2 separate regions of the Homo sapiens genome follow, and region 1 is linked to region 2. The links are chromatin contacts, found by Hi-C or POLR2A ChIA-PET in ENCODE. All regions are on one chromosome and are shown on one strand. Each heading gives the region's core, a stretch centred on a gene start or an enhancer-like site at or near the end of the contact. The rest is flanking DNA. Distances are from core to core; before and after follow the strand shown. Region 1 has its middle 11 kb from the start of CCN6. Region 2 overlaps REV3L (REV3 like, DNA directed polymerase zeta catalytic subunit).

Region 1 (3,297 bases), core at 580-3,079, 640 kb before region 2:
GCAGACACCGAGGCCGACCACATGCAAAGGAGAAGCAAGAGAAGAGGAGGACAGAAAAATTTCCAGTATTTCCAAATGTGGGTGAAGCTAATCTTTCAGAGAAGGAAAAGTATGCATAATGTGGTGTGTCATTCCTGATTTGTAAAATGCTTGCACATGTGAATCATAATTCAATTAGATGGGGACAGTGACAGGCATCCTGGACTTGGAGTCAAAAGACCCTCATTCACCTTCAAGCTCTGCTACTTTTCTGAGCTCACTCACCTTAGACAATTTCCTTCAGGCCTCCCTGCCTCCAAGCTTCCTACCTCCCCCAGTCCAGCCTCAACATTGCCATTTGATCTCTTTTTCTTAAACACAAATTAGATCATGTCACTCTCCCGCTCAAAACCCTTTTTCACTCCCCCTGGAATAGAACCCAGCTCCTGGGAAGCACAGTAGAAGGCCTTCCACGATGAAGCAACCTCACCCCTGCACTATCCTTGCCTCACCTGCCAGCTCAGGTAGCACAGACCTGCTGTACTGCGAGTCCCCCAGCCTCTTGCTTTTGCTTATGCGATTCTACCAGGACAACCCTGCCCACTGCTTTATCTGATAAGCAGTTTGCACAAGCGACTTCTCCCCTGAGAACGCTTCCTAACCAGCACCCACAGCAAAGCTCCTCAAGCAATTAGCGTGCCACCCTGCCCTTGTAAAGCCCATACTGCAATCATCTGTTTATATGCACGGTTGCAAGATTTTGCTTATAAAAATAATGATAATAATAGATGCCCAGTTAACTGCTTTAGCATATATGGGACACACACACACACAAATTCCGTGTTAACCTGAAATTCAAATTTAACTGGGCATATGTTCATATGGCTTGTCCCTACTAGACTGGGTCACTGAAAATAGAGACTGAGACATCTTCATAGCCTTGGTACCCACAACATGACTGACTTACAGCAGGGGCTTGGGAAATACTTACTTTAGAGTTTTTAGCCTTAAAGTTACTAATCTTACAGGAAAATGAATAAACACTCCACTCACTTTTTATTTGCCTTCTTCAGTGAGATCTACATTAAGTGAGATCTAGGTTTTGCAGAAGGCTAAAGGTCACCCTTCTGCAAAATCTAGATTGCAGTTTCCAGACTGTCCGGCTCCAACCTGCCATGAGCCCCTGCGGACGCTAGATGGCGGAATGGGTTAAGGGACTAGCCCTGCTCTGGGGTCCGGGCGCCCCTATATAAAAGCAGGCGCTTCCTCTGCCGCAGAGCCCTGCATTATTGATTGTGACGCTGCCGCAGAGGTGGGAGGAGCCCGCCGCCATCTCGCCAAGTCTGCAGTATCGGGAACATGGCTTTAGGATCCTTTTCTCTCTCTGCAAAAAGTCCCTCGATAGCTGGAAAGAGAGAGCTCTCTGTGGCCCACATGATTGTTTTCATTCATAGGAAGATCAGACCTTCCCATAGTCAGAATCATTTTTATTTCACATTGTCATTCTGAATAGCGGCACCAAAGAATAGCAGCTGTACTTTCTGAAAGCCACTGATTTGAATCGGCACCTATCGTAAAATATTACCGCGTCACTGAAAGGCAAAATAGTCGGGGGCGGTGGGGGAAATTCATCATCTCTTTAGGTTTCTCAGTTACAAAACATTCTTATAAAAATAGATGAAAGTACTACGGACGTAAAATAGTTTCATGATATTTAAAACCACGGCCGTATTTTCAACCAGCATTCATTGGAACCGGAATCTGTATCTTGGAACTGAAAAGCGCTGATCTGAAACTAAACCGTGGGTGGGGCCCTGACGCCGTCCCCTCCGTGGCACCCTTCCCTCCGGGCCAGCAGAGGGCGCTCAACGGGCAGTCAAAGGGGCTCTCGCAGGAGTCCTGCCTATACAAACATTTTATTTTAGCAGGGAACTGAGTTGTCTATTTACTCACCAGTGTTTTTATTTAGCCAATGCCTTTCTTTGAATATAGATGTGCTGATTAGAGTGCTGTATTGTTCCCTCTCTTTATGAGCCACACATATAATGCATCCTCCATGTTGTCTCATTTGAGTTTCCTTTGTGAAATGAGAATTTAGAGACAGTGTAAAACATCTTGACTAAAGAATCTTAGATTCTGTACTCATAACCATCAAATATAATTCAACAACACATTTAAAGCAGCTTTTCCTGTTGAATCTTTCCCAAGCATTTTGCTTTTTCTTTCCATTGGAAATATCTTTCTTCATGTATCTGTGTATCATCAGTTTTAGTAATATTTGCTCAAATTAATATTTGCTCAAATTGTGTCGTTATCGGGATACAATTAAGTGGAATGAACAGATTAGGAAAGAGGCAAACAACACACTGGGCCTACTAAAGAGGAGCCTCCTCTCCTACCAGCTGTGAGCTCTCAGTGAGCTCAGGGTGTGTTCGTATGTTCCACGAAAGAAACTAAGAGTTAATTAATCTGTCCTGGTACGCGGAGGTCAATCAAGACAGTTTCCACCTGAATTCAGAAAGGTTACATCATTGTTTAAAAGAAATACACACACACACACACACACACACACACACACACACACACCACTTTTCCAAATCCACATGTAATGTAATTGAATCAACTGCTAAATCAAATGCTGTCTTAAGACTTGACAGAACAAAACTGAGCTCACGCTTACACACACTAGGACTGTTAATTGATGAGGCTCATCCACAAAAGACTCTCCAAAGTGAATCTCGTGTCACAGTTTCAGAGTGTGGAAAGCAACTCTTCAGTCCTGGATGATGGCTTTCAGAATGCCATCTGTGTCCTGTGCATGCCAGGCACACAGACACTGCCCTTACCTGCCCCTCAGGTTTTATGTCCAAAGTTAGTATGTCCACCTTCAGTAAGCAAGAATATCAGTTCTTAAACTCAGGTTCACAATAAATATATTTTTAGAATCCCTTAAATCAAGTCGCATGTAACTCCAAGTCCCCCTTTTATTGAGCTGTTGGACAGCTGAATCATAATCATTATTGGGCACCTCCTCCATCCTGGTTTGGGTCAGGGTTCCAGGTCCCTGCAGCCCACAGGCAATGGTTCCTTCAGGTTTGACAATCCTGCTATTTCAGTACCAGCCTTGGGTCATGAGAACATTGGTGCACTGGAAGATGCTGCATCTAGGGACCAATCTCCCTGGCTGGAGTCGCTGCTAGGGATATCTTGGCACCTCCCCAGCCCAGCACACTGCCAAGGAGAGGTGAGCAGCTCCCATTCTCACAGGACCTCTGACCAGTCTTGGGGGAGGAGAATCTCTTCCAGCCACCTAGCTGC
Region 2 (3,427 bases), core at 784-3,283:
TTTAAGAATGAAAGGGGTTCTGGGGCCAAAAAGTTTGAGAACCACTGGAATAAAGCTCTCTTAAGGCTTTCTTAACCTTAAATTGCATTTACATCCATTCTCTCCTCGCTGCCTATTCCGTGAAAGAAATTTTTCCTCCTCACCTCTGAGGCTCAAGATTCATCTTCTTTGATGTTTTCAAGGATCGCTTCCATCTGTCGGCTATTCCCGTCTTTCTTTCCAATTCCATTTTAATATTAATAAAACTTTGCTAATTATACGCACACATTCATACTCATAGAAACACCTTTCTCATTTAGCCATTCTCCTTGAAAGATTTATCTATACTTTGTGTATCCAACTTCTTACCTCCCATTCATTGTTTGTTTGTTTTGAATTGGAATCTTGCCCTGTTGCTCAGGCTGGAGGTCAATGGCACGATCTCAGCTCACTGTAACCTCATCCTCCGGGGTTCATGCAATTCTCCTGCCTCAGCCTCCTGAGTAGTTAGGATTACAGGCACCACCACCACGTCTGACTAATTTTTTTGTATTTTTAGTAAGGACAGGGTTTCTCCATGTTGGCCAGGCTGGTCTAGAACCCCTGACCTCAAGTGATCCACCTGCCTCAGCCTCCCAAAGTGCTGGGATTACAAGCACAAGCCACTGTGCTCGGCTTTCCCATTCACTCTTTAACTTACTACAATATGGCTTCTACCCCAACCATTTTACTGAAAATTGCTTTCACTAATGACCTCTGTGTTGCTAAATCCAATTTTAGGTCCTTACTTTTTGACCTCATGGTGATGCTTATGGTGCCTTAAAACAATCCTAAATGTTAGCTTCTGTGATATATACCACCTCTAGTTTTTCTCATTCCAGTGTGATCAATCATATTTCTGCCATTTTGTTGGTTTACATTTTAACATCTATGGTTGTTTCTTAGAATTCTGCCTTAGACTTTCATCTTTACTCTGTATATTTTCTGTTCCCTCTACAGACTTATTTACTCCCATGGGTTTGTTTGGTTTTAACTTTTGTTTTTGTTTATCTTTATGCTTTTGACTTCCAAATGTATATGAATAGCCTCATTTCTCTCTAGAGCTTCTAAACAATATATCAAACCATCTACTGGATAGATGGAATAGCCGAGTGGTTAAGAGTGAGGGCTCACAAGGCAGAGAAATTTTGATTTGAATTTTAGCCCCTTTGTTTTTTTAAGACACAGGATCTTGCTCTGTTGCCCAGGATGGCATGCAGTGGCGCCATCATACCTCACTGTAACCTGGAACTCCTGGGCTCAGGTGGTCCTCCCACCTCAGAGCTCTTCTATCTTTTGTGTGATTTTTAAATCTAAGATAATTTCTTTATTTATAAAATGGAGATGATCGTACCACAGACTTGTAATAAACATTACTTGTAATAAAGTACGTTAGCACAGTATCCAATATATAGTGCTCAGAAATGTTAGTTACCTCTGCTGTGTTAATAAAATGATTATTATTTTCTTTATGATTCATTTCCAATATTATTATTGGATCCCCACTATACCTAAATGCCCTTGTGTCTAAATTGAGTTTATCCTTATTCCCCTTCCAAAAAATCCCAAACCAATTTTTCTTACAGTTCTTCCCCTTTCAAATAATTGCACCACCACTAACCAGCTGCTTAAGCAAGAAATCTAGGCATCACCCTCAGCCCCTTTTCTGTCTCACCCTTCACATCTAGTTAGTCATCAAGGCCTGATCATTTCACCCCTTATATGTCTCCTGAATCAGTACATTTCTATGATCCTTGTTATAGCCACCATCCTTAGTTTTTCCACAACAGCCTATTTACTCCTTACCTGTAGTCTTCTGTGTTCTATAGCTAGTCTGGTGATGTCACTTTTCTGCTATTCACCTCTCAGACAAATTTCACTACCTCTTCAAATGTCTTAACAGGCTCTTCATGCTCTTACTTCTCATTACTTCTCTATCCCTGCCTCTGACACTAGGTCACAGTCTTACTCAGTGGTTTCAGTTCCTGAATAAGCCGTGTTTTCTCGTGACCCTTTACATGTGCAGTTTTATTTACGTGAATACTCTTCCCTCTCTTCAGAGAAAAAAGTGCCTCTAGTTCATCATTTAGTCTCTTGCTTAGAGAGTTTCTCTAAGGTTTTGCAGAAACCACCTCTGTACCTCTATCTGTTTAGTATCTTTTCTAGATGTTTAATGTATTTCCCCACATAGTACTTAACTATGCTGTATATAATTGTCTGTTGTTTGTATTCGTCATCATGAAGGGAAAAAAAATACTCAGGAAAGAAAAATATCAAAATGGCAATACCTCTGAGTGGTGGGATTATAAGTAATGATTTCTTTTCCTTTTTTGAATATTAATCTTTTCAAAATTATTTGTTATTTTTAAAAGAAAAATTTTATTTTAAAAACCTTTTAATTTTTAAATATAGTTAGTATCAAATTGGTTTAAGACAAAATATTCTTCATCCATGCAGTTTTTTGTTATTCAGAACATGTTGCTTACTTGAAAACTTGATTGAAACTTTTAATTTCTAACAAAATACAAATTTCCGGTAAAATTGAGATGGAAATTTTGTGTGCTAATAAGTGCTTTGTTCTGTATATTTCTATAATCATTGTTTCATTTAACATTTTAGGGAACATAATTTTATGATAAAACTTTTTTTTTCTAATTTAGGATATGTGAACTTTTGCAAAGCGGAGCCATAATGAATAAATTTTACCAGCCTCATGAAGCGCATATTCCCTACCTCCTACAGCTCTTCATTGACTACAATCTTTATGGCATGAATTTAATAAATCTGGCTGCTGTCAAGTTCCGAAAAGCAAGAAGGAAAAGTAAGGTTAATTTTCAGTCAAATTAAATTTTTGTCAAATTAAAGTTTTGAAACAAGTGTTATATAGTCAGTGATTTATAAAATAATATATATTTAGAAAATAAATGTTGAGTGACTAAAGAATGAAAAGAAATACATGCAAAGTGGGATTAGAGATTGTCAGGAAAAGCATCTCAGAAAAAATTTTTTTTGGTAACAGCTTTATTGAGTTATAATTTATATCCGTTTAAAGAGGACAGTTTGATGGTTTTTAGTATACAGGCTACCTAAAAGGTATTGTGGGTTTAGTTCTAGACCACTGCAAAAGTGAACCCTTTACACTGCTTAGCAATTGATATGTATTGTGATTCTTTTTTTTTTTTAACCTCAGACCTTAATGTTACTTTTTATATTTTAGGAATAGTATATGATACACAATTCTAGAAATCCCTGGAGTTGTTAGAGCCTTGTTACTTTAGTCCAGCACTTCCCTGATGGTGTGAATAGCTGTAGGTTAGTGGACGTGTTGGTCTCTCAGCATTCCAGACGGATTCCTAAGTCCCTTGAGCCATCACCTCCACCACTGAACATCCTTGTCCATTTTATCTCA

The links. A loop is a pair of places that touch in the nucleus more often than their neighbours do. ChIA-PET counts read pairs that join two places held with the same protein, here RNA polymerase II (POLR2A). Pooled maps may share reads with other maps.
Region 1: a map with no recorded cell type shows a loop between it and region 2 (8-fold over the local background). The contact joins two enhancer-like sites. A Hi-C loop is called at or near these places in 1 of 37 single-sample maps with no recorded cell type and 7 of 50 pooled maps. POLR2A ChIA-PET finds 5 or more read pairs at or near these places in 1 of 52 experiments (T-cell).

What each region holds. Positions count from the first base shown.
Region 1 is chr6:112,041,728-112,045,024 of GRCh38, reverse strand. No RefSeq gene overlaps it. Among named protein-coding and RNA genes, the nearest start is that of CCN6, 11 kb to the left of the region's middle. RefSeq lists a silencer at 1,161-1,260. Within about 2 kb of position 1,829, at least 40 of the 41 ENCODE cell types and tissues checked have a DNase peak (open chromatin) inside an H3K27ac peak, as active enhancers do.
Region 2 is chr6:111,404,882-111,408,308 of GRCh38, reverse strand. It overlaps REV3L (REV3 like, DNA directed polymerase zeta catalytic subunit), which reads left to right. Exons shown (of 32, transcript NM_001372078.1): 4 at 2,679-2,839. Among named protein-coding and RNA genes, the nearest start is that of REV3L, 77 kb to the left of the region's middle. Within about 2 kb of position 2,033, at least 3 of the 41 ENCODE cell types and tissues checked have a DNase peak (open chromatin) inside an H3K27ac peak, as active enhancers do.